Regions from separate parts of the Mus musculus genome. Here region 1 is linked to region 2. The links are chromatin loops, found by intact Hi-C in ENCODE. Cell type or tissue: left cerebral cortex. All regions are shown on one strand. Each heading gives the region's core, and the rest is flanking DNA. Links, peaks and the distances in the headings are about the cores only. Region 1 has its middle 140 kb from the start of Gm38950. Region 2 has its middle 370 kb from the start of Kif2b.

Evidence for each region. A loop is a pair of places that touch in the nucleus more often than their neighbours do. Peaks named below come from ENCODE experiments on the same cell type or tissue, not always from the same donor. Only the 100,000 strongest peaks of a DNase experiment are listed, where the experiment ranks them.
Region 1: a loop joins it to region 2, with 2.3 times the contacts of the local background. A loop is called at or near these places in 2 of 42 quality-filtered maps.

Annotation. Positions count from the first base shown.
Region 1 is chr11:91,418,320-91,433,791 of GRCm38, forward strand. No RefSeq gene overlaps it. Among named protein-coding and RNA genes, the nearest start is that of Gm38950, 140 kb to the right of the region's middle. In left cerebral cortex, for the core only: no CTCF peak of the experiment used is centred there; DNase peaks (open chromatin) are centred at 8,630 and 9,347.
Region 2 is chr11:91,935,613-91,951,084 of GRCm38, forward strand. No RefSeq gene overlaps it. Among named protein-coding and RNA genes, the nearest start is that of Kif2b, 370 kb to the left of the region's middle. In left cerebral cortex, for the core only: no CTCF peak of the experiment used is centred there; DNase peaks (open chromatin) are centred at 8,921 and 9,241.

The sequences.
Region 1 (15,472 bases), core at 4,290-12,289, 520 kb before region 2:
GAAAGGGATCCAAAGGCAGGCAACAGAGTCAGAGACAGCCCGTGTTCCAATTGTTAGGGGACCTATAGATCTTTCTCTCTCTCTCTCTCTCTCTCTCTCTCTCTCTCTCTCTCTCTCTCTCTCACACACACACACACACACACACACACACACACACACACACACACACACACACACACATCTCCTATGTCCAGCCCATGCATGTTCTTTGGTTAGTAGTTCAGTCTCTGTCAGCCTCCATGGGCCCAGGTTAGTTGACTCTGTAGGTCTTCCTGTGGTGTCCTTAAACCCCTCCAGCTCCCTAAATCATTTCTATCATAACTGTCTTCTGAGAGACTTCATTCAGCAGCTGATGAAAACAGATGGTGAGATGCACAGCCAAATATTAGGTAGTGCTCTAGGAGTTTTGTTGAAAAGTGGGGGATATTTTCATTACAACAGTATACTCTCTCACTCTTCATATATCCCTGCCTTTGAATCTATTGATTTTGCATCATCTGGTGTGCAGAATATTACCTATACTATGGCTCTGCGTTTTTCTTTATTGTTTGTTTGTTTGTTTGTTTGTTTTGCGGGTAGTTTGGCCTGTTTCTGCTCTTAGACTTACAAACTGACTTTCCCCTACAACCTGGCTTCAACAGTCAAAGTCTTTGTAGTCACTAGTGACTTTGATCCATGAGTGTAGGTATCTAGCTCTCAGTGGGAGAAGAGAGTAGCCTGGTAAGACAAAAGTCCTATGACATGCTTAATGAGCATGGGGATGATCGTATAGAGAAAGGAAACAGATCATGAATAAGAAGCAGAAAATAAAATTACTGGCATAGAAGAGGTGATGTTAGATCATCTTCTCGTCCAAGCTCCCTGTTCTACATAATGTCTTCATTCATGTGGTCTAAATCACAGTAAACCCTTACTTGCACATCAGTGAGTTCTGCATTTACATTTTCACCGAATATCTGTGGATATTTTTGAGGTACAGCGTGATGCACAATTTGTTACGAATTCCTAAGCACTCAAAGCAATTTATTATACTATCTACTGCTTTTTTACCATGTCTTTAAATGGACGGTACTCAAATTCCTATTATTTTAACGATTCAAGATATAAAATGCATGACTGTTCATTGTATTCACTCATGTGACATAGGACACCAGAATGTAGTAATCTGTCAAATAGTAACTATGTCTGTTGAATGGCATCTTTTCCTAATGTTTCTAGTCCCTGGCAACCTCTGTTCTTGTCTTACCTTTTATTGGGTCAACCTTGCTGTTTTGTATACGTTTGTAGAGGTCCAGCCCAGAGCTCTGTGCATGATAAATAAGTTCTATACTTTAACTTATAAAAGTGTTTGCTCATGAATGAGATCACCTAGGATTTACCTTTCTGTGCTTGATGTAGTTTACTTAGTATAATGTCCTCTAGTTCCATCTATGTTTGTATAAATAATAGGAGTTCATGTTTTCTTTGATTGTTTAGTATTCCTTTATGTCTGGGTCACTCTGTAGCAGTCCATTTGCTTGCCAATGAAGAGTCAGTTTGAGTTCTTGTTCTGGTCATTATGATAATAGGCCTGATCATTAACCGCGTTCCACACTGGAACTTATATATCTAACTTTAACACCATAACTCAACTTGATTACTAAATGTCATTGTTCATGACTCAGATTTTCAGAAAACCACTTCTTGCCTAACACTTTAAACCCTGCCTTTCTCTCCTTTTATTAGATTAACACAGGAACCACCTGGCTGACACCTGGACTGATAAATGAGTCTCCTGGCGGATACCTGGATGATACACAGGTTACCTGGCTGATACCTGGAGTAATACACAAAACATCTGATTGATCTCTTTGCTCTTCTAACTTCTTAAAAACAGTCTTGATGTAAAAGTCACATTGATCTTTGAAAACTAAAAGATCATGCTTATAGGTGCTTTGGAACTTCCTAAGAGTGCTGTTCTGCACATGAATGAGCCTTGTTTCTTTATCTCCCCCCAACTCCCTTAGACTGGATGGTAATGCTCCTCCCACCTCTCCTCACCTGTGCACCCTACATCCTCCCATTACTCTGTACCGTGTTGGCCTTCTTCCTGTAAATGGACAACTTATTCCTTTTCTCTAAAATATGTCTGGAGCAATGACAATTTAGGTTTTACTTATATTTTAAATTTGTTTCAGGATTTTCTCTCTTCACCAAAGTATCTGTTAAGATGTTATAGTTTTAGAGGGTTTGCCTGTCTATATTTTAAAAAATAGGTACAACATTCACGCTCTTCCCTTATACTTCAGTCTTTTTCTTTCAATGCATCAAAAATTGATTTGCTTGATTATTTATTAAAACTTGAGTCTTGTGGAGACAGTGTTCTTGTGTATATCTACCTTAAGTTCCCTCTCTGGGGGAACAGCCTTTGCCTGCTTAACTCAGGATGCTGTTTAAATGTTAAAAGTTATTAATTGGTTGGCATTATATGAATGAGCTTGACAAACATATTGTTCTATTATCCTCTATATTTTCCTCATTAAATTAATTTGGATAAATTCTTGATCCATATGCCAGGAGCTGGTGGTACACACATTAAGTCACAGCACTAAAGAGAGGTAGAGGCAGAGACAGTTGGATCTCTGTGAGTTCTAGTCCAACCTTGTCTACAGAGTGCTTTCCAGGATGGCCAGGGCTACACAGAAAAATACTGTCTCAAACCCCTCCATATATATATATATTTATATATATATATAAACATTTTTCATCCAATGAAATCATATCTCTTAGTCAAATAAAGTGAAGTTATCTTAGAGGCTTGTGTGTTCATTTGTAAATAATTGGCTTCTATTAGAACTTTTATTCCAATATAACAAAAACCATGGCTGTCTTGGGTAGCTCTGTAGATTTGAATCTCATTCTGTTTCAACCTGCTCTGTTGATAATTTAAATATAATAACATTCTCATTCCTGATGTACAGTAAGAAAAGTTTTAGTAGGTAAAAACATCATTGTCTAAACACCACAGATTACTACAAACTTAAGGAATTGTAGTTTATTCCCTAGGTTGTTATAACAAAATCAAAGTACATTTCCGTATATTTTTCATTGAAATTTAATGATTTTTGATTGTGCTGAAAATGAAATCTCAGTCCAAATCTTCACTTTCTATTGTTACTCAAAATATAACTTATTGCTGTAACAATGTACAACCTTGAAAAATTTTTGGTTGTTCAGACAGCTTTTCACTAGACTTTTGCCAATTTTAATAAGTGAAAGGAATTCTCTTCTGTCCCTGGCTTTTAAAGAGGCATCTTAATTGGCAGATGTAACATCCTCTGTAGTTCTGTTTCCCTTTAATCAATCTTATGATAATTCTGTTGAGTGATTTTTCAAATATTGATCCAGGCTTGCATATACATATTAAACTAAATGTGGTCCTGATTTGTTCCACTTCTCTTTACTATTTATTTCAACCTTTTATAAACATTTTCATCAATATCAATGGTCTAGTTTGGTTTTGTTTAAATGAGTATTGTTCTGATACCATGTTAAGAAGTTTTGAGTAAATCACATTTTATACTTTTGAGTATTTCTAGAATTTGCCAAAGATAGCCTCTAGATGTGGGGGTTTTGTCTTACAGTTTCTGAAAAGTGAATTTAGTGTCTTCAGTGAATATAGAATTACTCAAATTAACCTTTCCTTTTCCACTGAGGATCAAGAAGGTGCATCTTTTAAGGAATTTATCAATTTTATCTCTATTTGTATTTTATATCTTGTAGAATTTTATTGTATTTCCTTAATACATGTGAATGGCTGGTACCCACAGATGTCAGAAGAGGACATGAGATCCTCTAGAACTGGAGACATTTATAAGCCACCATGTACAGGCTGGGAATCAAACCTGAGTCCTCTGGAAGAACAGCAAGTGCTCTTAAGAGCTAAGCTATCTCTCTAGCCCTTCCTTAATTTTATTTTAAGGTCTATTTGTAAGGGTTCCGGCCACTGTTGGCTGATTTTTCTAATACCTATCTGCTCTGTTTTGTTTGTTGTTTCTTTTTGTTTTGTTTTGTTTTGTTTTGTTTTCTTGAATAGTCTTGCTGTGTGGCTTTTCCTGGGGAAGATATAAAGTTAGGAGATTCCTATTCTAAAAAAAACATTAGGACCAAATTTAATCTGAGGGGAAAATCATTTATTTGATCTCACAGTCTTGAGATTAATTTCTGAAATAGGAAATGGAAGTATACTTGAATCTAGTTTTTTTGTTTGTTTGTTTTTTCCGAGACAGGGTTTCTCTGTATAGCTCTGGCTGTCCTGGAACTCACTCTGTAGAACAGGCTGGCCTCGAACTCAGAAATCCACCTGCCTCTGCCTCCCAAGTGCTGGGATTAAAGGCGTGCGCCACCACGCCCATCTGTGTATGGATCTTTTTATATGGACTACTTTGTAGCAGCTGGTTCTTAGAGGGAGATTGCTTTAGTTAGGTTGGGTTTGTGCATTGTTACTGCTATGGCTTTCTCTGCACACCAGCTATCTAATTCTCCAAGCTTTTTCTTGAATTTTGTGATGGTCCAGGTTGAATGGAAATGTGATTAGGCCAGTGGGTGCCCAAATTGCTGATATAGTAGTACTTGAGGGTATTTTCAAAAGACATTAACAGTTCAATTGGCAAACTGGGCAAAAACCAATCACCAAAACTAATGTGGATGGGCATCCGTCTCTCTGTTAAGTGTCTGTATAAAATTAAAGCAAGATGGGCAAAGGGTGACTTTTCTCTGCTTGAGCTGAGACAGATTTTTTTCTGTCACATGGACATTTGTATTTTTGTTCATATACCTGTCGGGTGACATTAGGACTCACCCATTTGTTAATGTTGATCGTCAACTTGATTGAATATAGTATCAATTAAGAGAAATGTTCCTGGGCAGATCTGGGAAAGCATTTCCTGGAGTAATTAGATGAGGGAGCAAACCCTCCCCCCACAGTATGGGCTGCCTTCCGGTGAGAGCACAGATGCAGATATCTGAAGACACATGGCTGTGCTTTCCTGCCTGCCTTCACTTCTCACAATGAGTAAGCTCATTTCTGTTGCTGCTTCCACCGTTAGCTGGCACCAGACTAGAACTTCCTTGGCTTTCAAAAATGGAACAAGGATCTGTGACCATCCAGGAAACCTTCAGGCCCTCTGCTCCATACTGGGGCAGTTGGGGAAGCCTGCTTCATGAACAGAAGTTATACTGGGTTCTTTAGCTCTCCAGTATATTGATGGTTATGATTGGATTACCCAGCAATTCTAATGAAACATGTGCATACACACAGGCATGGGCAGGCATGTGTACATGCGCGTGCGGATACATACATACACACACACACACACACACACACACACACACACACACACACACACACACCACACACAGAATTAGTTCTCTTTTACACCATATCTCTGTTGGATCTGTACCACCCTTTCAACTTCGTTCTGAGGCCTTTAGAACCACTTCTCTGGTCAGCTTCATGTGTCAGATTAAGGAACATCTCAGCTCTCAGAATTTTGTGTTAGATTTCTTATTTTAAACCTCTCTCTCTGTCTCTGTCTCTCTGTCTCTTTGTCTCTCTGTCTTTCTGGTCTCTCTGACTCTCTGGTCTCCCTGTCTCTGTGCCTCTCTCACTGTGTGTGTGTGTGTGTGTGTGTGTGTGTGTGTGTGTACATCTTTATTGCTCAGATTGCCTTCAGACTTGCAATGTTGTTCACCCTGTCCCTAAACCCATGGTGATTCTTTTTCTACAGCCCTCTGCTCAAGTTCTGGGTTTCCAGGTATGAAAGCGTGGGCCATCATTTCAGCTTCTAATTCTATTCTGATGGTCTGCCCTTCTTAAGTACTTTTAACCTAAGCATAACCCTGATTGACAGAAGGATGTCAAGGAGGTGAGTTTGGCATTGCTTGAAGACATTGGCACAAAGAACAAGAACTCATGTTGAGTTCCCAAGCTAACGCTTTGGGGCAGAATTTCGTGAAGCAAAGGTCTTTCTCCTCATCTTTCTTTTGCATCTCCTTTGTCCATCCAATCTGCTTGGCTTCTTATTTCTTAATATCACTTTTACTAGTTGTATCAATATCTATTTTAGTTTGACTCCATTCTGTCTGGTCCTATTCTAGGCTTCCTATTCAATGAAAGCATATATTTGCAGTTTCATTGCACTCATTGTATAAAGCATCAGATCACATATTTTAAGTGTTCAAGGAAAGAAAATAGAGACCTTATTTACATAAGTTCAATGACTATACTAGTATATATGCTTTAGTTATCAGTGGACATTATTTTTGTTAGGGCCATGGTCCTTCTTTGGAGAAAAAAATAGAACATGAAATATCTTCCCGCAGGCTCTTGTGTTAAAATACTCGGTTGCCAGCTGGGATACTTTTGTTGACTTTAATGCCTTATTTCTTTAGTCATCCCATTATTTCATTATTTATTTATTGCATATATCTATGTGTACTTATGTGCACATTCATATTGGTACCCTCAGGAACAACAAGAACACATGGAATCCACTAGAATCGGATGTAGTGGCAGCAGTGCCCAGTGTATGTACTGAGAACCAAATGCTGCTCCTCTGAAAGAGCAGTAAGGGTTCTTAGCTTCTGAGACATCTTTTGTGCCTGTGGGGATGCTTCCCTGGGAGGTTGTGGAACTTTATGAATGGTGTTCTGTTTAACAAAAACAGGTGGATGGGTGGGCCTTGAATGTGGTGTTGATTCCTGGTTCCTACCAAACTCTTCTTGCTTCGTGATCCTCCCAGATGTTGAAAGATGCATCACATGCTCCATTGCTATTGGTTGACCTATTTTAGTCACCCAGCCTTCTCGGTCATGATGAATTGATGTCTCCTGAAACAATGAGTTGAGATAAAACACCCTCTTTTCACCAGCTTTTGTAAGGTACTTGGTCACAGCTTTGAGGTAAGGGCAATGTAACAGAACAAAAATTGTTTTAAATATATTTGTGAGGTCAATCTAATTCCAACAAGAAGTTAATATTTTCTGTATTTAACAAAATGCATTTCATGAAGGTCAGGCTGTGTTTCTGTAATGTATATAAGACCACATATAAACACAGACTCGGATTAGTAGCAAATGTAAATTTAAGCATGCAAAATCCATTAGCTAAATTTGTTCCGTCAAGGATTAAAATAGAAAACCAATTTTTTTCCAGATTTTCCCAATTACTTAAATTACAGCGGTTGTTTCTAATATGCTTGTAATGAATTTGACTTTTGTAACACGATTTCTAGCATTCTGTAAAACGGAGTGACTTTGAACTATTCTTTCCTCTGCAATTTTTCCCTACCTAAGCAGGGAGCACCGGTTGGAAGTCATTCAAGGACCCAATAGCTGTCATTTGCTTTTTAACAATGGATATTTCATTAACACACTTGACTTCCTGTGAATTCCTTTTTGCCTCATAATAAGAGTTACCCTTCCCTTAACACTGTCAGGAATGGCTAAGTATGAAGGGTCTGGATTTGGACTGCCTGCCTGCATTTTATTCTTCAACATTACTTTTGTAAAGTGTTGCTATCTGGGGTAAAGGATTTGGGTTTGCTCTGTCTTTTTTTTTTTTTTTTTCCTTGTGTGTTTTATAAAATATCTATTTGTGAGTTGAATATAAGGACTAGATTTCTAACACCTGTAGGACATTTAGAATCATGCTTGGTGTTTAATCAACATGAAATAAAAGTTAATCCTTGGGGCAGATAGCATTGATTGTCAATTTGACACTATCTTAAATCATACACAACACAAGGTCCCAGGTCCACCTGTCAAGGATCATTGTGGCCAGGTTTGCCTCGGGCAGTGCCTGTGAAGGATTATGCTGCATAGATTATTCCAAGTGGGAAGACTTACCTTAAAAGTGGGTGGCACCATTCCCTGGCCTTGGATCATTGATTGAATAACAAGAAGAAATTTAGTTGACTTGGGGGAGTTTTTTCTCCTTCTTCCAGACTATGGATGTTATGTGACCAAGTTCCGTAAGCATTTATCAAGGTGACTGCCTGGTAGAGGTGGCCTGTACCGTGAGGATGAAACAAACTCTGTCTTCAGTAAGTTGTTCTATTCCGGGCATTTTAGTACAGCTGCAAGAGAAGCACCCAATTATCACAACCAAGCTCTCTGTGTCCTCTTTGCATTATTATTCTACTCATTGATAAACTTCCACCAAACATTGTTTATTTCCCCTTGTAGAAAAGGTGCTAAGGACCTAAAATATTAAGGTAGATTTAACTACATTAAGTTGAGTTTAGATTTGAGTATTCATTCATTCATTCATTCATTCATTCACTCTGCTAACACTCCTGTCTGCTCAATGTTAATGGAAAGCTATGTGGGTTTGAATGGTTAAATAAGTTACTCATTCCCAGATATTTGAAAGAAGCTCTGAAGAGGGCTCCCCTAGTACTCAGAGGGCAATAGGTGTGATTTCCAACCTGCGAGCACCAGCTAGCAAACTGCTGGATCTTCTCTGCGTGTGGACATTCTTGGCAAAGCCTCATAAGTGCAGGAGGAGGGAGCACGCAGCAGCTGTTTTGACAGCCTGGTGAGGGAGTCGGCCACAGATGCCAGGACTTGGGGTATAACACAGCCTCTCTGGTTGCCTGTATTCATATCCATCTGTTGCAGGTGGCATTTTGCCCAATCATAATGAAGGAATCAACCAAAGAGGATTTTATGAAAAATAACTATTTTTTTTTCCTCCTCTGAGTATGTGACCATCTGCCTGGGGCCTAGAAATACCTTGGTTCTACAGAGCACACTAACAAAGTCACACTGAACTCTCAATTCAGAGAAATAAGCGTATGATTGATTGGTTATTTCTGGACCATTTGTGGCTTCAGTTAATTTTTTTTCTTTTTTACATTTCAAAATATTGGCACACACAGAGAGAGAGAGAGAGAGAGAGAGAGAGAGAGAGAGAGAGAGAGAGAGAGAGAGAGAATGAACACATCCAAGGCCTCTGAAGTACCGAGGTCATTTGCATACATTATCTTTCTTAATTTTCATGATGTCTTTTAAAGTCCAACTAATATCTCCTTTTACAGATAGAGCATCCTCAACTCAAGCATTTTTCCAGGTGGCTTAAACCACTCCACATTTCTATGACGCTGTCTGGAGTCATGGATCTTACAGTTAAATCAGCCCCTTTCTAGTGATGTGGGTCAGAAGCTCTAAAAGTCCAAAGACGATTAATCCTAACACAAATGACTACAAAATCCATAATGATCTTCAACTCATCTCACTGCCAGATCAGAAATGTATTTAGTTGAAAACGGGCAAGGCTGGAGTGATGACTCAGTAGTTATAAAAACACACTGCTCTTCCAGGGGACCCAAGTTTGTTTCCCAGAACCCATGTCAGGCAGCTCACTACTCACTGCCTGAACCTCCAGCTCTAGGGGATTCAGCAAACTTTTCCAGCTGCAGCCCCCATGAGTACCCGTACTTATATGCACACATAATTAAATACAATTAATTAAAATAAAAATAAAGGAGATTCATTAACTTGGCTAGTGTCATCACAGTCCTCTTGACTGGTGGGAACAGGGATTGCGACACGAGAAGACAGACCACTGCAACCATTGCAATTTCCTGATTCCCATGGCCATAGCGTCTTTCCTCACATCCATGTGCAAGGAGCTTAGTCTCTATATATTTCAAAATCTTGTTTCTGACTTTGTCTTCAGTGGCTTTCCTTACAAGCTCAATCTTCTATATGACCTGCTTGTATATATAACTACTTCTGAAAACAAGGCTGAGTAAATGTTGGTTCTTACTTTAATAGCTATGGTCACAACAACCAACCCCCCCCCCAAAAAAAAAAAAAAACAAGCAAACAAACAAAAAAAAAAGCTTTAGGTACCTAGATTCTGTGAGATGACTTTCAAAACTTATAAATCTTTTCATCAATAAATTCTTAAAATTTTGATACACTGGGAAATAAGGTGTGTGTGTGTCTGTGTGTGTGTGTGTGTGTGTGTGTGTGTGTGTGTGTGTGTGTGTTTTAAAATGAAAATCACAGGAAATGCAATCACATGATGCCACCCTAAATTTGACTTATCAGCTAGTAAAATTATAGAGTCCTAATTTGGCTGAGATAATTTAAAGGTCTCGATTAAGAAGTAAAATAGAAGATAATGACAGAGTGGAATTGTCACATCCCCTTATACCCTGTGGGAGCCAGTAGGCACCAGTGGCTATTTCTATTTACTTTTAAATTAGCTGAGCGTAATCTTTAAAAACACATTTCTTCAGAGGACTGGTTTTCCTTGGATGATGGAATAGTTGGATATCTGATAGCACAGATCGTGCTCCTCTGGGTTACAGAAAGTTCTATTGGGACCATCTTCCTGTGACCTGATGGGGTGCACAGAATCTGCTTCTGGGTGGTGGGTGCTAGAGGATGTTGGAGTGAGGGATTCATTCCCTGCAGTGTAAGAGTGAAGATGCCACTTCCGAATCATGCTGCCTTAAACCAATTTTAGGGGCGATTCTGATCCGTTCTCGAAGTACCAAAGGAAAAATAAACATAAGTGGGCATTAAAGGTTGTTCTCCTCCCATACTCAATAAATCTAGCCAGATCAGTACAATGTGCTATATGTCAACATAGATTGATTTTTCAATTTCATAGCATGCCATTTTCTATGAGAGCAATAAATTATCAGTAAACAAAATCCAACAGGGTATCATGCAAAATAACCCGAAAATCACCCTTTTGCTTGCTTAATTGTGAGTTTGTTCGTTTCTGAGACAGAATTTTATGTGTTATAGGTTCACCCGGAACTCATTATGTAATGAAGGCTGGTCTTGAACTGATTCCGCTGTTCCTACTTCCTGAGTGCGTGTCACCATGCCTGTTTTGGGGGGTGCTACAGATCTCATCCAGTGTGTTGTATAAGCCAACCAATCACTATTTTGACTAAATACACCTCCAACTCTTCATCTAAATGGGAAATAATGTTTATAATTCTGGGATTATTTCAGATGACTTTCTATATCTATGCTTGGCCATATCTGTCCATGAAAGTTCTTAGTATTTGAATCTTACATATATTCACTCTTTGCTTTGGTAAGAGGTTGTGTCTTTTAACAATTGATGTTTGATAATTAATCAGTCCCATTCCAGCCTTGGTTTTTTTTTGTTTTTTGTTTTTTGTTTTTTTGTTTTGTTTTGTTGTTGTTTTTTTTTTTTTTTTTTTTTTTTTTTTTTTTTTTTGCTTTTTGGGTTTTTTAAATTTTGTTTTGTTTTGTTTTTTGTTTCCTCTAACTTCCTTGACAAGGAAGAAGAGTTAATGGGACTACCAGTCTCTACAGCTGTGGAGCAAGGGAAAGATAGAAGAAGGACTAACCCGTGTGTGGTTCTAGTTTCCTATTCTTCCCTCTTCCCTCAGAGTGTACACCAGTCAGGGAAGGATGGAGTGAAATCTGGAACTGATAGGTTAGGGTGATGGCGGTACGGCAGTGAATGCCAGGGGTAGGAATGTTACAACTCTTCAGTGTTAACAGCTCTTTTAGATGACATACAATGGAACAGCTCTCTCTTAAATGATATTCAATACAACCACTTGTGCTCGTACACTTTATTTATGCTGAACTTTGGAGAGTGGGGAATGGTTCTTCTTGGTGTAAATTTTCCTTGGCTGAGGCTTAAGGTTCTGGGCTTACTTCATTTGCATGGAGAGGAATCCCCCGGAACATGTAATTTTGCTAAGGACCATGTGACATTCCTCAGGTAGATGATTAGGGGTTGGGCTTCCCAAGTCAGGCAGAGAAAAGGAAGCCCCATAAGAAAAAGGAGTCCTCACATGGAGGCACTCATGACTCCAATTGCATATGTAGCAGAGGTTGACTTATGAGGCATCAATGGGAGGGAAGGTCCTTGGTCCTGAAGAGGCTTGATGCCTCAGGATAGGGGATGCTAGAGCAAAGAGGCAGGAACGGGTGAGTGGGTGGGGGAGCATCCTCATAAAATCAGGGGGAGGGGGAGATAGGGGGTTTGCAGAAGGAAAACCAGGAAGGGGGATAGCATTTGAAATGTAAATAAACAAAACATCCAATAAAAAAAGGAAAAAGAGAAAAAAAAGGTAAACTAAAATGGCGACACAGACTTTATTTTTTGAAGCTTTGCAATTTCTTTATTATTTTCTTCATTTACACTTCAAATGCTATCCCCAAAGCCCCCTATGCCCTCCCCCTGCCCTGCTCCCCAGCCCACCCACTCCCACTTTCTGGCCCTGGCATTCCCCTCTACTGGGGCATATGATCTTCGACTTTATAATAAAGAAAAGGCTTTATAATAGAGAGTTTATAATAAAGAAAAAGTTCATTTTGCACTGAGTTCAGGAAGGGTGTCTGGACATGGTAGACTACAACCTTAGTAGTGAGACACAGCAAGTATGGAGAGAAAACTGTCAGCAATACAATCAAACTCAGAGAGTGCCATTTATTTAGCCCACAGTGCTTTATGGATGCAGCTGTAGCCACTTGGAATGAAGATGCTCTTGACAGGACTGTCAAAGCAGCTAATGTTTTTCTGAAGTCCTTTGCCTGTGATTTATTCTCAGGCAGCTCCCTTTTGCCACCCATCTCTTTATGCTGTTGTTGACAATTAGCCAACAGGTCTCTTTAGGCACCAAAATAAGGAGAGGCTGAAGCCCTGTTAGCCTGACTCAGAATGGTACATTAGCATCTTAACCGAGTGAAACTCCTCAGAAAAGAGCGTCAGACGCACAGTCAAATTTTAGGTTGATATTTTTAAGGATGATTTCTCTTAACTTTATTCCAGAGATTGGTTCAGCACTTGGAATATACATTTTCTTGCGAGAGCACTGTGTCTAATAAAAAAGCTGAAATTCAAAATCGTCTAGCTCCTAGAGTGGAAGGCTATGAGGGCTTCAAATGAAATGACTGCTTTATCAATGACCTTTAAGTAAAGTTTCTCAAATCTAAATAAGCATCAGCTGGAAAGCCCAAGGACAACATGGAGTCCTTCTAGATGTCTGAACTGCCTTCCTTGGTATTCCTTCTGGTCTCCACCACATGCGGCATATGTTCATAGAGGACCTGAGTTTAAATAGGTTCTGGACCAATATGCTTTCAACACTCAGGAAAACTGCCTCAGTGATTCAAACATTCCCCTGCCCCCATACAAAGCAAAACACTGACTATGGTGCTAAAAGGTGTTTAAATTTTTCTATGCGTATGGCTGTAGGAAAACAGAAGGCAATAATGCCCAGCTTATGTTTAGACAATGCAGCTCTGGTGTGGATATCTGACTTGGGCCAAGATGACTAACACTGACCATGGGAAAGGAGTATTGTAATTCATAAAATGGGTGACACTGAATGTCCAAAGAATCCAAAAACTTATACTGTTGTTAAGCTGTTATGCAACTATTTTTGGCAGATGCTATTCTTGTGTGGGATTCCTTATAAACTGGCCTTGGGATCAGAGACAAATCTTGTTATCTCCATCAGCCTGTGTGTATGCACATAGGTTTGTATGGAACAGGTTAGAGAAGAACCAAAGGAATATTTGTCTTCCTGTTATGGTATTTATTAGAGTTACTGTCATTTATTTTGAAAAAGAAAAGTACCATTTTAATTTGGTTAATATGAAGAGAGGAAAGAGACAGACAGAGACACACACATGCACACACACACAGTCACATGTAACAGGTGTTGTTACATGTAATAATTGGTATGAGTTGATTACCATAAAGATGTCTTTCAATGGGATATGAAACATAAACTTTGAATACAGACACCTCTTTAATAAGAATTGTCTCCATTTATGGGAGAAAAGCCCAGAATAAGAAGTCCGTTCCCATTCTGTTATACTTGCAAACTTTTTACAGCTTTGATTATTCCCGAGGCCTTGAGCTCACTCTAAGTTGAGAAGGAATGATTAGTCACCAATGAAACAATATCTGTTTATGAAAGCAATGCTGCAGATCTACATGAATAACTCCCAAGCTAGGCAGCGCCCACGTCCCAATCAGTTGCAAGAGCCATTTACAATTTCTGCAAAATGTCCTAACTGCATTAATCTTTACTTGGAACTGAGTCACTGCAGAAAGTGACACAAGATATAAGTAGCGTCAGTTAGACAGTGGAATACAGTCTGTCAGACAACTTCCAGAGGCTACAATGAATCACTTTTCTGCTTTGGTTGCGAAGCCCACAAATACAGCAGGAAAGTAAGGGGCAATCCAGTGCCTTGGTGGTAAGACAAAATGATTTAGATGAGACTATTCCTCCCTCCCTCTATTCCTCCCTCCTATCCCCTTTCTCCCTTCCTTTCTTCCTTCTTTCCTCACTTCCTTTTTTCTTTGCTTGTTCCTATAAGTGTCATCCTAAAAATAAGATAGAGTGAATTGTGTTATCTAAAGGCTCTGCTAAAACATCTGCATTTGTATAGGGTGGTCCATTGATGGAACATCCTAGTATCTAACTGCACTATGTCTTCAAATTTAAATCCTTATCCTGCAATTCAGACTTATTTCCACTTCCCAAATCTGCTATATTTTTTATTATATTTCTACCCTTTATATATGCATGTATATTTGTGCATAGAGGTAGGAAATGAAGGTGAATAAAATTCAAATCTCTCTACCTAGTTTGTCTTTTAATACCAATGCTACTCAGTCCTTTCTATATGACTAGAGGTCGGAAAGTGCTGCCCAAGTGGTCAGAATTAAATTTGTACCTAAATACTCCACACATTAAGAAATTAATTGTACTAAAAATAAAAGGAAATCTAATATGTAGAGACAGTAAGACATAGACACATATTGTTATTAATATGTCTGTCTTTTATTCCAAGAAAATCTATGCTAGCCTGGGAATCTGCTAACCTGGGAATCTGCTAAACTAGGAGAACCTCTGCTCCAGTTGGACAATTCCTAGCTTCCGTGCTATTAATGTCTCCTTTTCTAGGATAGACGTGGAATCATGACCTTGACCCTGAAGAAGCACAGCAATCACCTGCACTTAGCAGTGTGGACATGTTGGCGTTCCTACTCACAGTCTTCTCTTCAATATCCACTTGTCTTGAGCTGTGGGAGACACTGTCAAAGACATTGGTGGTTCAATCCAGGAAAATGTAAACCTGAAGGCTAGCCTTCACTTCCCAAGTTCTCCAAAGGACACTGCCTAAGCTACATAGAAAGTTGGAAAATTCTATTTCTCGAATAACACCTTTCAAAGACACAAGTAAAACCTATGTAAATACTGAATTTGAGAAACAGAAGTAGCAGTGGTTTATTATAGTCTGTTGTGCCTTTGCCATGGCAGGAGGGCTTATCTCTTCAATGAGTGATTATCTTAGACTGTGTATCTTATGACAGACTTACAAGTTATCGACTAATGTATCGCAAATGTCCACAAACATTTATCGAGTTAACACATTTCAGTAGTTTTAGCAGTTTCATTGTCAG
Region 2 (15,472 bases), core at 5,092-13,091:
GCAAGGAAGGCAAGACCAGCAGAACTGTGGAATTTGGAGTTGGAATTACAGGGATGGAAATGGAGAGGAGCCTGAGGAAAAGCAGGTCCAGTAACAGGTCCAAAGTAGGATCCAGCTCAAGAGAAGGTTCCAAGGCCTGACACTATTACTGAGGCAGTGGAGTGCTCACAAAATAGACCTATCATGACTGCCCTACCAAAGACCCAACAAGCAGCTGAAAGAATCAGATTCAGATATTTGCACCCAAGCAATGGACAGAAGCAGCTGACCCCTGTTGTTGAATTAGGAAGAAGCTGAAAGAAGTTGAGGTAAAGGGCAATCCTGTAGGAGGACCAGCAGTCACAATTTGGACCCACATTTTTAAAACACCTTCAGTATGTTTTCTTTATAGATTAAAAGGCAATTACTTTTTTCTTTCTCTGTTATTTAGGAAATTGCAAACAATTTGTTCTCACAATGTGATAAGTGACTTTTTAATAATTTTCCATTACAAATTATAAGATGAAAGAAATCAGATACTGTAAGTCATGGTTGTTTTCTAAGTAAAAATTAGTAGTAGAATATTTAGGGTTATATGTGTGAAGGTATTTTAAGTTTCTTGATATATGATATGTTGCACATGAATCTCTATTACTTTCCTTCTATCTTGGCTACATAGTGGGCATTATCATTTGAAAAAGGCTGTCCTGTATTGTTTCAACATTATGCAATTTCTAGTCATTTTTACATGAAGATGATGTTAGCATCTTATTGTCATGAATATGATATTGAGCTAAAAAAAAATCACACTATAGAATTATGTTAGCCTGAGTGAGGGAGGGAGGTATACTCCCTCAAAGACTATGGTTCTATGAATGTTTTTAGAAGAAGATATGTATTCATGTTGGCACACAAGCCTGCCGTATTTTTTTTTTTAAGAACTTGGTAAGAAATAGCCTGCTGCTGTGCACCCCTGGGAATGTGTTTACTTTGTTCTTTGATTTCTCTTACACAGGATGAAGTTAATTTATATGTCCATATAATTGAGCACATAGGCATTGAACTTCATTCAGCAACTGTGAAGAAAAGCCTATGAATATAAACCCATGCTGCTCTACAAAGCAATAAATTAAAAATTGTCTGATTCTATTAGGAAGCTTATTTTTTAATTAGAATATATACCTTTATGTCTATGAATATGTGTAAGTATTTGGGTGGAAAGACTGTGAAAATGTAGTTATTTTATTTTTCAAACATATATTAATATATGCAATAAAAAGATGCTAAATATTATGAAATATTGGAATTGCCATGTAACATAGTGTGTTAATGATGCTGAAAAGGTGTCGAGAGGATTCTTGTTTTCTATGATCTGGATTAAAATTTTCTATCTTTTCTCAGGTGTAAATAATTTGTACATGCTTCTTATCCATCCTAGAGAAAACTTTTTAGCTTCTTTGTATTCTCAGTATCTTCTTCATCCCTTGCTGTGCAAGAGTTACTGGGAAAGTGTCATAAAATATTTAGATTATCCAGTAACTGGAAACAGCTTGGTTTTTAACTTGGTGTATCAGTAGCATCTCTCTATTGACTATTATTATTTTATGATATATTTGATGGTCAGTCAGCTTCTTGAGCTTTATCTGAAAATATGTGTTGGTCATCTTTATATCACTTTAACAAAATAACCAAGACTCTTCAAAATAGAAGAGGTTTCTTTTAAGTAAGAGCTTTGGGTATTCTAATCCATTACTTGCCAGTCCGTTTGCTTTGGCCCATGGAAGGCAGAATTTCACAGAGGAAATATGTGCTAGCGAAAACTCAAAATCCCTGCTGAAATCATGCTTTAGTGAATTAAAGAATTCTTATGCTTCCTTTTCTGGTATTTTATGCTAGTTAACTGTCTTCTTCATTTTCCTCCAATAAGTTTTCTTCCCAAGTTGTGATTCCTTTAGTCTACTTGGCCTGTGTGACTAGCCAAGCCACCACAGGTAGTTGGGAACTGAACTGGGAGCTCTGTAAGAGAAACATTTCCTTAAATGCTGAAACACATCTCCTGTCTGCATATGTCATGCTATATAGTAAATTATTGAATTTTGGAAGTTTGCCAAATATACTTATTCTTAAAAATGCTGAAACATGATTCGTTTGTTAGAGTGATTGTGGTTGGCACAGAATAGGTGTGTAGATAAAAACATATATGTACTCATCTATCATATGCATAACCATGTTTTCTTGTAATCAATAATTATAAATTTAGCTTAAAATTGCAGCTAATTTTCCTAAATAACATATCTCAGTTGACAAGATTAAATTTGTAATGTACAAAATTTAACATCCTTGAGCTTCTAGATGTGAATTAGAGTAGCTGAAAGAATTGCACTTGTGAAATATTGAAAGTTGCTTTCTAACCACAAACATTGCAATACATCACGTTGTTGACTATTAAAAGGAAAGACTCAATAGCAAAGGTTCAAAGCATCTGATAAAACCAGCCTGGGTGGTATATAGAGATAACTATATTTGACTCTGTGAATAGAAATCAACTGAGCAGTGTGACTGGAGAAACCATTTTATGTAATAATCCATAGCAAAAACAAAACAAAACAACAAAAAACAAAATAACAGATGAGCTAGAATCACCACCTACAGTTGCCAAACAAACTCTGGTGCTGTCTTTGATTGCAGAGCCATAAATTTTGTTCAGTTTGGTTAATTGCCCCAATTTGAAAATATCTCATATGCATGGATACTTCACATGACCCGAAATTTTTCCTTACAAATCTGACATTTGCGTGTTCAGAGAGTAAATACAAATAGTTAGAATTGTTGTTGTTATACATTAAAATGCAATGCTTATACAACAGGATAATTATTATTAACAATGTAACTCTGATATTGTATTGAACTCTTGTGTTGTTATTTAAGCACTTAGGTCACTCTGTTTATTTGCTAAAATGAAAATTACCAAATTGAAAAATTTGTTAAGTCACTCATTTTAGCAAAGTGTTTATCAGTAAGATGGGGGCTGGCAGAGTTACCAAGTAGCAACGTGAATTTCAGTAATTTAATTTGGTGAACTTATTTTCAGCAAATTGGTTTGGTTTCATGAATGGCTGAGAAACAATTCCCAGTCATGCCTCTACTCTGAGGCCCCATATCTTGCCAACAGTAGAGTGAATACTGATGACACTCTGAAAAGCCCCAACTCTAGTGTCCTATGTATCACTTTCATCTTAATGGTAGAAATGAAACTGCATTTAGGTGAAATGCTTTAAATGAGTTAATTTGAGTATTTCAATCATGTTTCTGGGGTGGTTTCTCCCCTTAACTGCCAGTCCAGTTTTTGCTTCATTTCCATTATGATTCTATCACTGTCAGAAGCCCCAATATCCTGTGAACATAACCAGGGCCACTTTTGGATGCCAGAGTATCTGGAGCTTGCAGCAAACACTGACAGAGCTGTGTCTGCAGTAACACACACAGGTGCTTAATACAGTCTTGAGAAATCCTGTAAGCAATAATGTATATTTGTATCACAGCCCTATATCTACAGAGACAGCCTCAAGGCCATAAGCATAAGCAGACAGTGTGAAACACACACACACACACACACACACACACACACACACACACACACACACACATGGGGGCAGGGGGCTCACTTATTGTTTCATACAGTGTTAAATATCTATTAAATATACATATAATATTTGGCCCTATAAAATAAAACCTAGAGTCTAAGGTCATATGAATTTGAGAAAGCAACATTTCAAAGGTACTATTCACTAGTTTGGTGGCTTTCAGTGTTAAATTATCATATGAAATTAGCAGTTAAAACCACTCACATATACACTGGAATTAAAACAATGAGAAAATCACAGATCCTGTCTTAATAAGCTCACATGAGAGTGAGAGAAAAGACCAATGCTAAATAGAGTAAAACTAAAACAAGTAAGTCCAGTGCTCTTATGTGTTAAGAATAAAACTGTGGTGGTACAATAGCAGCTCTTATGTCTTGGTGACAAACAACAGCTATCTAATTGGAATTAAGACCCTTATACAAGGTGACATTTATTCCTAGTAGTGTAACGTTGGCCACTTGCACATTGCTGGATAGGATGTGAAGCCTAGAGGAGAGAGAATTTTCTGAACTAGCATAATTCTTACTGCCTTCTAAATATTTACCTTTATACACATAATTACTTGTAGTTTCTATCCCTCACCAAAGAAGTGTATTTTTTTGCAACAGATGAAGATAATTACTGTTCTACAACCAGTCAAATGCAGCAAACAACTCACTGACATATGCCCAAAGCCAATTGATACACTCACAGCACAAACAACCCTTATACCTAAGCCTTAAGGAACACTGCAGAAGAAGGAACAGAAATATTGTCAGCATCAGAGGACCAAAATATCTGCCATAGTAGATAATGTCTTCTGCATACAGTTGGAAAGTAATACCCATTTACTCTCAACAATATGCTTACCAAAACAAGAACACCACAGTGATAACAGTTGTTATATCAGTTGACATATCAATGTGGATAGGAAAAATTCTCCACAATGGATGAGGAGTTATAGGTGATAAATAGCTACTGGTAGAATGATAATTAGTCTTCTCTGGGCTCAATCCTCTGATAGATTATGTAACCCCAAGTGGTCAACCTTACACACATAACCATAGGAGTAGTAATAAATAGATTTAAGGGCTATACATACATACATACATACATACATACATACATATAAACTTACATATATGCATATCTATGTCTGTATTCATATCTATCTACATCTACAGCTAAATCTAGATATAGGTACAGATATATGTATATTTTTTCATGTAAGTCTCTCACTCCCTGACCACCCACAACAGGAACATGGCTGCTGTTCATTCATACTGCATTTGAATCAGCTAACAGATTCAATTCAATATCAAGACTCAGTACCTTTGAGCTAAATGGCATATTGTATTTTTAATAACAATAATATTTAGGCATCAAATTTTTGATCTATCAGTTAGGCTTATGTGTTACCAAGGTTTTTCTGGGTTTGACTTTATATTGTATATTCATGAGACCATTTTACTTCTCCTAGCAGAAGTGCCAAGGTAAAAAGAACAATGGTTGAGATTGTGACTGACAGCAAATTTCTTGCTATAGTTCACGTTTTCTAATGGGGATCCTAGAGTTAGGGTGTTTGATACTGACAACTGACATAAAACTCCACGTGAAAGGTAAGTTTAAGAAAATTGTAAGTTTATTATGTTATTGCAAAGATTATCCCTGGGCCTATCATGTTATGTGTTCTCAAATTCTAGGATTTGTGGGTATTATAAACTACGTGCTCAGGTGAGAAAATAATTCATGCTGTGAAGACAGTGGGGTGGAGATAAAACTCACACAGTTTACACACAGTCAAGGGAAATAGGGACTTGGTTGATAATAGGAATACGCTGTAAGATTGTTGGCTTGTGTGTGTGTGTGTGTGTGTGTGTGTGTGTGTGTGTGTGTGTGTACTATGGGTGATTTTCATTTGGAAACACAAATTCACATTCTGTCAAATACCTGGTTCCAATGCATTTGCAGTTTCAAGAGACTTTTATAGTACCAGAACAAAACATCACAAGTCAAGACTCCTCAAATGCACAATTAGGGACATCAAATAGGTGGGCCACAGCAAAGGTTGAAAACTCTACTGAAGGCTTCAGAAGCCTCCCGACAACATTCCTAGCCAATGCATTGGTAGAAGGAAAGTTCTTTATAAAGTTTTATAAAGTTCTTTTGAATATATTAATATTCAAAAATATTTCACATGGTAGCCATAATGCAACTTAGCAGTAAATATCCACATAAAGGCCAATAGACATCAGTCTTCCTGGGTCTAAAATCGGCCACTGGAAATGACATTTTTGTATAAGCCCATCGATTTACCTGCAAATTTCATGATGCTATTTTTCTTTTCTTTAGAGGCTGAGTAATACTCCATTGTGTAAATGTACACTTCAAAACTCCCATTAGTTGTGGCTGTCTCTTCCTGTGTTCCCTCTCAGGCAACTGCTTTCCCTTTCAATCACCACTTGAACATCCTATTCTAGTTTCCCCATCCACTCATAATTGCCTGCTCTAGTTTCCTTTCCTAATGAGATCTACCTGTCTCTCAGTTCCTTACTCTACATCTAACCTCTGTGGTTCTACAGATTGTAGCTTGGTTATCACTGATTTAACATCTAATATCCACATATATATGAAAACTACATATCTGTTCTTTTAAAGCCTGGATTATCTCACTCAGGATGATTTTTTTTTTAGTTCCATCATTTCCCTGCAAATTTCACAATATTAATTTTTTTTCTGTAATGGCTGGATAATACCTCATTGTGTACATGTACCAATTTTTCTTTTCCATTGTCTGCTGAGGGACATTGAGGTTGTTTCAAACTTCTGGCTATTATTAATAGAATAGCAATAGACATGATTGAGCAAGTGTCTGTGTGGAAGGATAAGATGCCATACATACATACATACATACATACATACATACACACACACATGCCCTGGAATTTCGGGTTGACTTATTTCCATCATCCTGATGAACTGCTCTATTGATTTCCAAAGTGGCTATACATGTTTCCACTCATGTCAGAAATGGATGAGTGATTTTCCTATTCCACATCCTAGCCAGCAAAGCTGTCACTTGTTTTGCTGAATTTATCCATTCTGACAGATACAAGAAAAAATCTTAAAGTAGTTTTGATTTGCATTTTTCCTAATGGCTAAGGACATTGATCATTTCCTCAAGTGTCCCTAAGCCATTTGAGTTTCCTCTATTCAGAATTTTCTGATTAGATATGTACACCACTTGTAATCAGATTGTTGAGTTAGTTATTTTGAGTTCTTTATATATTTTGAGTATTATCCATCAATCAGGTGTGTAGTTGGTAAAATTATTTTCCCATTCTGTAGGATGCTAATTTGTTCAAATGAAAATGTCCTTTGCTGTTGAGAAGCTTCTCAATTTCATAAGGTCCCATTTATTAATTATTATTTTTAGAGAAATAGAAGCAGTCATTCAACTATCCCAACCCCCAAACAGCCTGGTGTCAGATGACAGCGCAGAATGCTAAAAGACCTTCATGTTAATGTTAATGCCAATGTTCCTCAAATTAGTCCACAAAAGAAAAAGAGAATGAAACATCGTCCAATTCATTTTATGAGGATATATTTACTTTTATACCTAAAACACCCGAAGATCTAACAATGAAAGATAATTACATATTAATTTCCCTTATGAATGTAGATATAAAAATACTCGGTAAAATACTTGCAAATGAATTGAATTATATATCAAAGAGATTATGCGTCTTCATCCCAGACATGCAAAAGTGGTTCACCACAAGCAAATTGAAAAATGTTATCCACCACATAAATCAACAGAAAGACATATCTGGTCTTCTAGCTTGACCCTGGCAAGGAAAAGAACTAAAATATTCCTTTCAAGTCACCCTCATTACAGTGTAAACTGAAACCACAAATCCCAGGGTTAATACTGAGTTCATCAAGAAAAGCTTAGAATATACAATTCTTTCTCGAGTTTATATCCTATATCTTCACTCAGTCATGCTTTTTCTTCCAATCACTTAGCTTTTCTAGTCTCAGGGTTCCTTCTGTGATGGTGACATGCTCCTGAAAAGATAGAAGTCCTAACAGGCACTATTGGTCACTAAGATGTTACAGCCTTCATCTACATTAAAAAAGATGAGTAGTATGAATAATATGAGTAGTATGCATGTTATAAAAATAACCCCAGTAGAAGCAGAAGTGTAGCATGGGTTCAATGAATATAACCCAGCACCATAGTCAAGAGAGGTCTCTGGTGTAACATTGAAGAGATGCTGACCTAGCAAAGACATGGTCTCAGTCTTTGCTAAATATCCTGGCAAATCAGTAGCGCTTAGAATTAGCGTTAGTCATAAAAGAGACAGTACCTGGTAGGTTTTGAAGTTCATTTCATGATTTAATTCTACCCATAACTTAGCGCATGAAAATAATTACTTGCGATATATAAGTATATCTATGGCATATAATAAACCTCAATAAGTTTTTGCTGAATGAATTAAGGCCAAATCCCCAGTTCCTCTTGGCAATCAATATTTTAATTACATTGGTGGCAGTTATGGTTAATTCATGAAGCACTAATGGGAGACAAGCACATTCCACAGAGAGAAAATATAGAACAGAATACAACAAATAGCACCATGGATACCATTAGGTAAATATATTGGTCTCTCTCCTCTCCTGCCTATGTCTTATAATCTGAATCTCACATGCAATGAAACAACAGAGCTTCCTACCTTCTGTTCATATCTATTCATTTCCCAACTGTTTGTGCTAGCTTTGAAACTTAAAATGTGTCAGTTTTGTCCACATTTTAATGCTTTTTATTAATTCAATTAACCCATATACATTGGGTATCTTCTACATAGTAGGCATGCAGTCATGTGTAATGATAACAATCATAACGCAGAAATATATAGTCCATGTGTTCTAGGGTTGTCCCAGAATTGCTATGGGAAGAGAAAGAGGAATAAAAAAAAAATGACAAGCCTCATTTTGGGGCAAGAGCTCCGAGGATGTAGAAGGTGGCACTGGGCTAGACACGGTAGGAGGAATCATGCAATAACTGAACTTTCATATATTTATAATATAGTTTCATTTATCATGACAGGTGCATTATATCTTATGATACCTCTCATTCAAGGAAAATGGGAGTAGCATGAAGGAGGTTAAGATAGAAAAAAAGGGGAAGTCCTTTTTCTTAATGGGGAAATCCTATTTTATGCCTGTTACCCATGTAGTAGTGATGTTTTCTCTTTCACTTAAGAAGGATTTTTTGACTCAGCTCAATATAGAATGGTACAGCTGTCCTTCGTGTTTCTTCCAGAGTGACTCATTTTACATGGGTTTTTATGTGTCTGGGCTCCAAACTTAGTTGTTCTTTTATGAGAAACAAGACACACAGTCTGTATGAACAAATTCAAGAGAGTAGGGAAACTAAGTCAACAGTTAATATACCATCTTCCCGAAAGGACTGTGGGTAGAGGTAAAAGGGACAAAGGCTGGAATACTCACTTAGCACAAGATAGTGGGTCATAAATTTCCCACATGTGAGGAATTTTTACCATCTTCATCAACTCCTCCTTCCCCCTCCAAGATAGCATTTTTAATTCACATGTAAGCTTTTGACTCATTTGCATAGTGTGACATTTGCTGTACCTGTTGCATGCAGTTTTATATACTATGGCCTGTGTCTGTCTTCAATATTCTGAAAAAGGAGTGTTAGAGTAGGAAAGTAGAAGTGATGATAATGACGTTGCAAGCTTTACTGCCCTTGAGCCTGGGCCTAGAACAATTTTTTGCAGGAGATTTTAATGAGTCTCAGCATATTCTTTGCATAGTTCTTTATTTTACATGCTAATTTTCAGGCTTTGTACATTTGGATTTGGGTTTTCCAAATCCAAGGTCTCAAAGTCCACATTCTTCCAAACAAAAGCATGGTCAGATCTATTATACCAGGACCCCAGTCCTTGGTACCAACCATGACAAGGCAACACTTATAAGGACAACTGTAGCCCCCCGCCCCAGCCCTGACGTAGGCTGATTCAGACTTTGATCTTGCTGCCACTGTGAAGGAAATTACCTAAGGTGGAGCCTTCAGACCTAGATAGCTCTTTTGTTCTGCCACCTGCCACTGCTCTCCCCAAGACACTGCTACCTGCTGAGAAGCACCTGATACATTCAGTGGAGCATCCTATTCTGCACATCACCTACAGGCTGGCTCCAGACACCAAGAATGGACTGGCAGGGGATGGACTTTCCCCTTTTATAAGTAGACTCTCATAGTAAACTGGAAAGCCTTGAACAGAATCATGTCTTGGCTCCATTAACCTCTCTCCATCTAAGTCTCTTTCAGCCCCAGCCTGCCTCCCTGCTATACCCGGTCCTTGTAAGCCCCAGACCAGCATACAACAGACAACATTTAATTGGGGCTGGCTTAAATGTTCAGAGATTCACTCAATTATCATCAAGGCAGGAGCATGGCAGCATCCAGGTAGGCATGGTGTAGAAAGAGCTGAGAGTTCTACATCTTGTTCTGAAGGCAAAAGAGAGACTAGCTTCCAGAGAGCTAAGATGCCCACAGTAACACACCTACTCTAACAAGGCCACACCTCCAAATAGTGCCAGTCCTTAGGCTAACCATATACAAAACATCACATACTCTATTCGTATAATTGAGCCAAACACATTTAGGATGGGTCTTCCCACACAAATAAACCACAATCTATAAAAATCCTTTGCAGACATGCACAAAGGTTGCTTTTCATAGTGATTCTAAATTTACAATCAATATTAATCATTGAGCTGAACCAAAGTCCTAAGAGACTTGTTACTTGATACTAAGATTGAAAGCTGCTGGCTTAAAGGACACTGATGGTTTGTGGAATGTCCATTATTTGCATAATATTTTATTTCTTTTCCATTTACTGAAATATATTTTTCTCACATAATACATCCTATTCATGATTTCTCCTTCCTCTTGCTCCAAGTTCATTTCTGTATCACTACCCATCCCTACCTCACCCTTTTCCGCAAAGCATTGGAACTGCCAAGTTCTTAATTTGGATATGGATACTCTTGGTTATAAAATTGCAACACAAAATCTATTTTGGATTGAATTCCTTTACCAAAGCTTTTAGTGAGCAGAGATGGGTCTGCCACAAAACTTTTTCTATACCCAACTGACTATGATGAAATAAAAGATGAACCAAAAAATATAGTTGCAAATATAGATTATAATATTTGAAAGATTTCCATTTGTGATGGGACTAATGGTATTAACTCAGATCCTAAAATAAATAAGTAGATGGGAGAGGAGAATATTTTGATTGATAACAAATAAGTCTAAGGAGATATGTTGTATCAGCACAAAGAGACCCTTTATGATAATTGGAATTGATAACAGAGACAAGTGTAATCAAATGATAGTTACAAAGGATTCTATACCTACCTGTTTTCTTTTTTTTTTCAATTTTTTATTAGATGTTTTCTTCATTTACATTTCAAATGCTATCCCCTTTCCTAGTTTCCTCTCCAAAAATCCCCTATACCCTCCCCCTGCTCCTCAACCCATCCACTCCCTACCTGTTTTCTTAGAATCAGAGTTTAACTATACTATCTTTAATATTTTTAGTTGTTCTAAAAGCTTGTTAAATAATTATTTTATTTTTATTCATGATGTGTGCACGTGTGTGGATGGATGCCTGTGGATGTTAAAAGAAGGTGTATGTAGCATCTTCTGTAGCAAAAGCTGCAAAACATTGGTGCTGGGAAGAACACTCAGATCATCTGTAAGAGCAGCCGAGCTTCGGAACCACTGAGCCATCTCTCTAGTCGATGTTTTCAAACTTTACGTTGTATATATGTTTAATCTGAACTGCAAAGTCTGTGAAAGGATGATATTTCTTACAAGAACATACTGAAAACTCATAAAATATGCTTCCATTAAAAGAATGATTTTTAGAGTTAATTCATATAAAGGAAAACCGATGATTAACAGCTCTCTCAAAAGTTTCTTATTATTTTTCTTTCAGTACAATTTCCAAGGGAAGAATTAGTGCTGAACTCTAGAGTCACAAATCCCACGGGTGCGGGTCATAATTTACATCACATACTGACTAGTAGAAAAGCAATATATTTGAATATCTCTATCAGCCAACATTAAATATGAATAATGTGTTTATTTCTACAGGGTCCAAAATGTGTTCTCCTGCTTTTCACACATGTCATATGTGCTTACTGTGCTGAGACTTTGCAATGCTTCTCTTTCTAAGGCATGTCACTAACATGGTGTTAAAGAGGAAAGAGACTCGAGGGAGACTCTATTGAAAAAACCAACCATTCTAATCCCGGGAAAATATGCACATAGAAAAGGCCTGACAGTGAGAACAAAGAGTAAACACTCATTCTTATATTCTGCTACCTTCTTCCTTAGATCCTCAGGAACTGTGAAGCCCACCAATGGCCCTATTCAGTCCGGACCCCTTCTCTAGTCATCTAGCAAGGAGGCCCAAATTAAATTAGTTATTGATACTTAGTTTATCAGTGGGGATCATTTCAGCTCTACAGTGATGACAGGTAAAAGGGGAGATGGAGAAATGGGTTAGGTTGTAAAAGGAGGAAACATGCTATGAAGTCATTAATCTTATTGCATTTTTAGGTCCTCCAGAAGGCTCAATTTTTCTGTTTTATTTGAACTTAAATTTTCTATTTTTAAGGTTTAAGATAGATCTTTTTTCATACAATATGTTTTAGTTAGTTCCCTTTTCTCCAACTCCTACCACAGCCTTTGAATTCATACAAATCCACACTCTTTTTCTCAGTAGAAGCAGGCAACTGAAAAAAAAAAAAAAAAAAAACTAAAATAGTACAAAACCAGCAAACAAACAGGAAAAAAAAAGAGAATAAAATAGAAAGCAAAAGAAACACATATAGATGCAGAGACACATTCAGGAATCACATAAAAACACAAAACCAAAACCCATAATATATATGTAAAAACAAACAAACAAACAAACCTGGAAGATGAAAAAGATCCCCAGACAAAGCATTGTGAGGGGAAAAAAGTCAAAACAAAGCAAAATAACTACAAAAAAAAAAACCCTCTCCAAAAAATCATTGTTTTTGTTTTGTATTGGTCAGCTACTGCTGGACATGGGGCATTAAGTGTGGTTTATGTACCTAGTGAGACTCTATTGGAGACAACTGGTTTTTTGTTTTTTGTTTTTTGTTTTTTGTTTTTTGTTTTTTGTTTTTTTCACTTGCAAACAGTTGGGTTAGGTAAAGGTACTTGTGTGTGTTCTCTTTCTAAGTACTAGGGCTTCATCTGGCTTAGATCTGGGTAGAGCACAGTTTCTGTAACTTTCTATGTGTGTGATCATGCTTTGTCTAGAAAGCGGTGTTTATTTGCTGTTCTCCCCTTCACTGGATCTCACAATATTCTCATCTCTGCTTCTTCAGAGTTCATTGAGCCCTGAGTCGAGAGATTTGTTGGAGACATCACATAGGACTGAGTATTGCAAGAACTCTAATTCTGCACACATTCTAGTTGTGGGCCTCCACGTTTGTCCCACAGCTAGTGTCAGAGTATGCCTCTTTGAAGATGGTGGAGCAAACACTTACCTATGCATATAGCAGAATGTTGTTAGGAGCCCTTTAGTCAAAGAGTAGTATTTGTTTTTTCTTGAGGTCCATAGTCTACCTAGTCTCGGATTTTTGGCCAGCAAAGTATCAGCCATAGGGGCCATCTATTAATGAAATGAGCCTTAAATTCAATGAGAATTTTTTGGTTAGTCCCACAACATTTGTGCCACTATAGCACCTGTAAATCATTCAGGTAGTTCCCCATTTCAGGCCTAAGGAGTTTATAGCTGAGTCGGTGTTTACCTTTCTCTAAAGGGCCTCCTTCTACAATTGTATTTTAAATGATTTTCTGTCAGTTACAGTAAATATTAAGAAAGGGTTCTTCTTTCTATTTGTCACCTCTTAGTGGTAGTTTGGAAAAACGATAGATAATTGTGTAGTCTTGCTTATTAAAAAAATGAATACAGAAATATCAGTGTTGGGATATATGTGGAAGGAGAGCATGTTCCATTACCAATGAGGAAGCTGAAGTGAAGAGGCTTCCTACAAGGAATATACCTATCTTTGTGTCACTCTCACATGCATACTTACACAAGCAAAAGTCAAGATATTACAACTATCACTGTAAAGTTGAAGGCACACAACTAAGGGCATAATTGTTAATAGGTCCAGTGACTGAAGCTTAACTGAGTCAATTATGATCATCATTTACCCAAGCTATTCTAGTAATGACTGCACCATCTCATATTTCATAAAAATTAATGCAGTGCTTACACAGTTTTTTATACTAAGTTTACATGCAGTTGAAGATGGATACATGTACAATTGGTATTTTAAGATAAAGAATGTGATTCTCAGGTACTTTAAAAATTTATTCTAAATTAAATAGAATCGTTTAGATATAGTTACTATGACACACTACAGTTTACTCCTAAGTATATATTTAAAGGAAATGAAGTACATGTTGCTATAAACTTGTCTAAAATGTTCATATCAATATTGTTAGCAAAAGTAAATGCTAGGTAAAACCTAAATGTTCATTAAATGGTGAATAGATAAAAATTGGTATATTCATACTATAGAATGTGATTATATTATAAATATATTTTAAAACCATAGAATGAATGAAGACATCACACAAGACAACATATTGGATAACAATTTTATGAGAAATGTGATGTACAGGCAATTCTGTAAAACTAAAATTAGGTGAGTGATTGCTTGGAGATGGAACCACAGATGGGGATTGAGAAAATACTAAAAGTGTTAACAGTTTTCTTTCTTGGCTGTTAGGATGCTAAAATTACATTTTGATGATGATGGCAAAATTCTGAGCTATTAGATGGAAAGAGAGGCCCATTGGACACGCAGACTTTGTGTGCCCCGGTACAGGGGAACGCCAGGGCCAAAGGGGGGGAGTGGGTGGGTAGGGGAGTAGGGGTGGGTGGGTAAGGGGGACTTTTGGTATAGCATTGGAAATGTAAATGAGCTAAATACCTAATAAAAAAAAAACAAAAAAAAAAAACAAAAAAAAAAAACAAAACAAAAAAAAAAAGAATTCCATATGAAAGAGTAAAACACAAAAAAAAAAAAAAAAAAAAAAAGAATTAGTGTAATAGTTTAAGCAAGTGAATTTTAGAGTATTTAGACTTGATCTCTGGATTTTAAATGACAAAGATGAATGTGTGCCCTGAATTTAGTCTAGCATTGGGAAATAATAAACCAATCTCTTGCTTATATATGAGATTCATTACCATCAGTGCTCACTGTTGTTTCCATAGATGCACTAGTAAGATAACTAAATGGCGCACAATCCTACTAACCTTAGAAAAGAATCTTTACTAAGCCCACTGCTCCCGCTTCCTCTTAGGGGAAAGATCTATTTTTTTTCTAAGTAAGATTTTTCCACTTAAGCTTCCAGGTTCTAATGTCTTCTGTTACTCTGTGATGTTGGTCCAACATCGATTATACTTGTGAAAGTGTCTCATCTTATTGATTGTCCTCTAACTCTAAACATTCTTGGGTGATCTTATCCTTCAAAGATATACACCATAAAATGAAATTCTATCACTAACTTCTCTTTCTCCTCAAACTATCAACTTACACCTTGTTTTATGGTTGTTAAATTTCTTACAAGATGCTGCTTGACACTTTCATTTATCTAAGTTCCAACTAGATATAATTTTATGCTGGGCCAATATGTCATTCACCCTTACTGCTCCTGTATTCCATAATTTTAACCTTGATTACCTCTTAGTCTCTTAAATTTTCAAAATCTCCAAAATGGA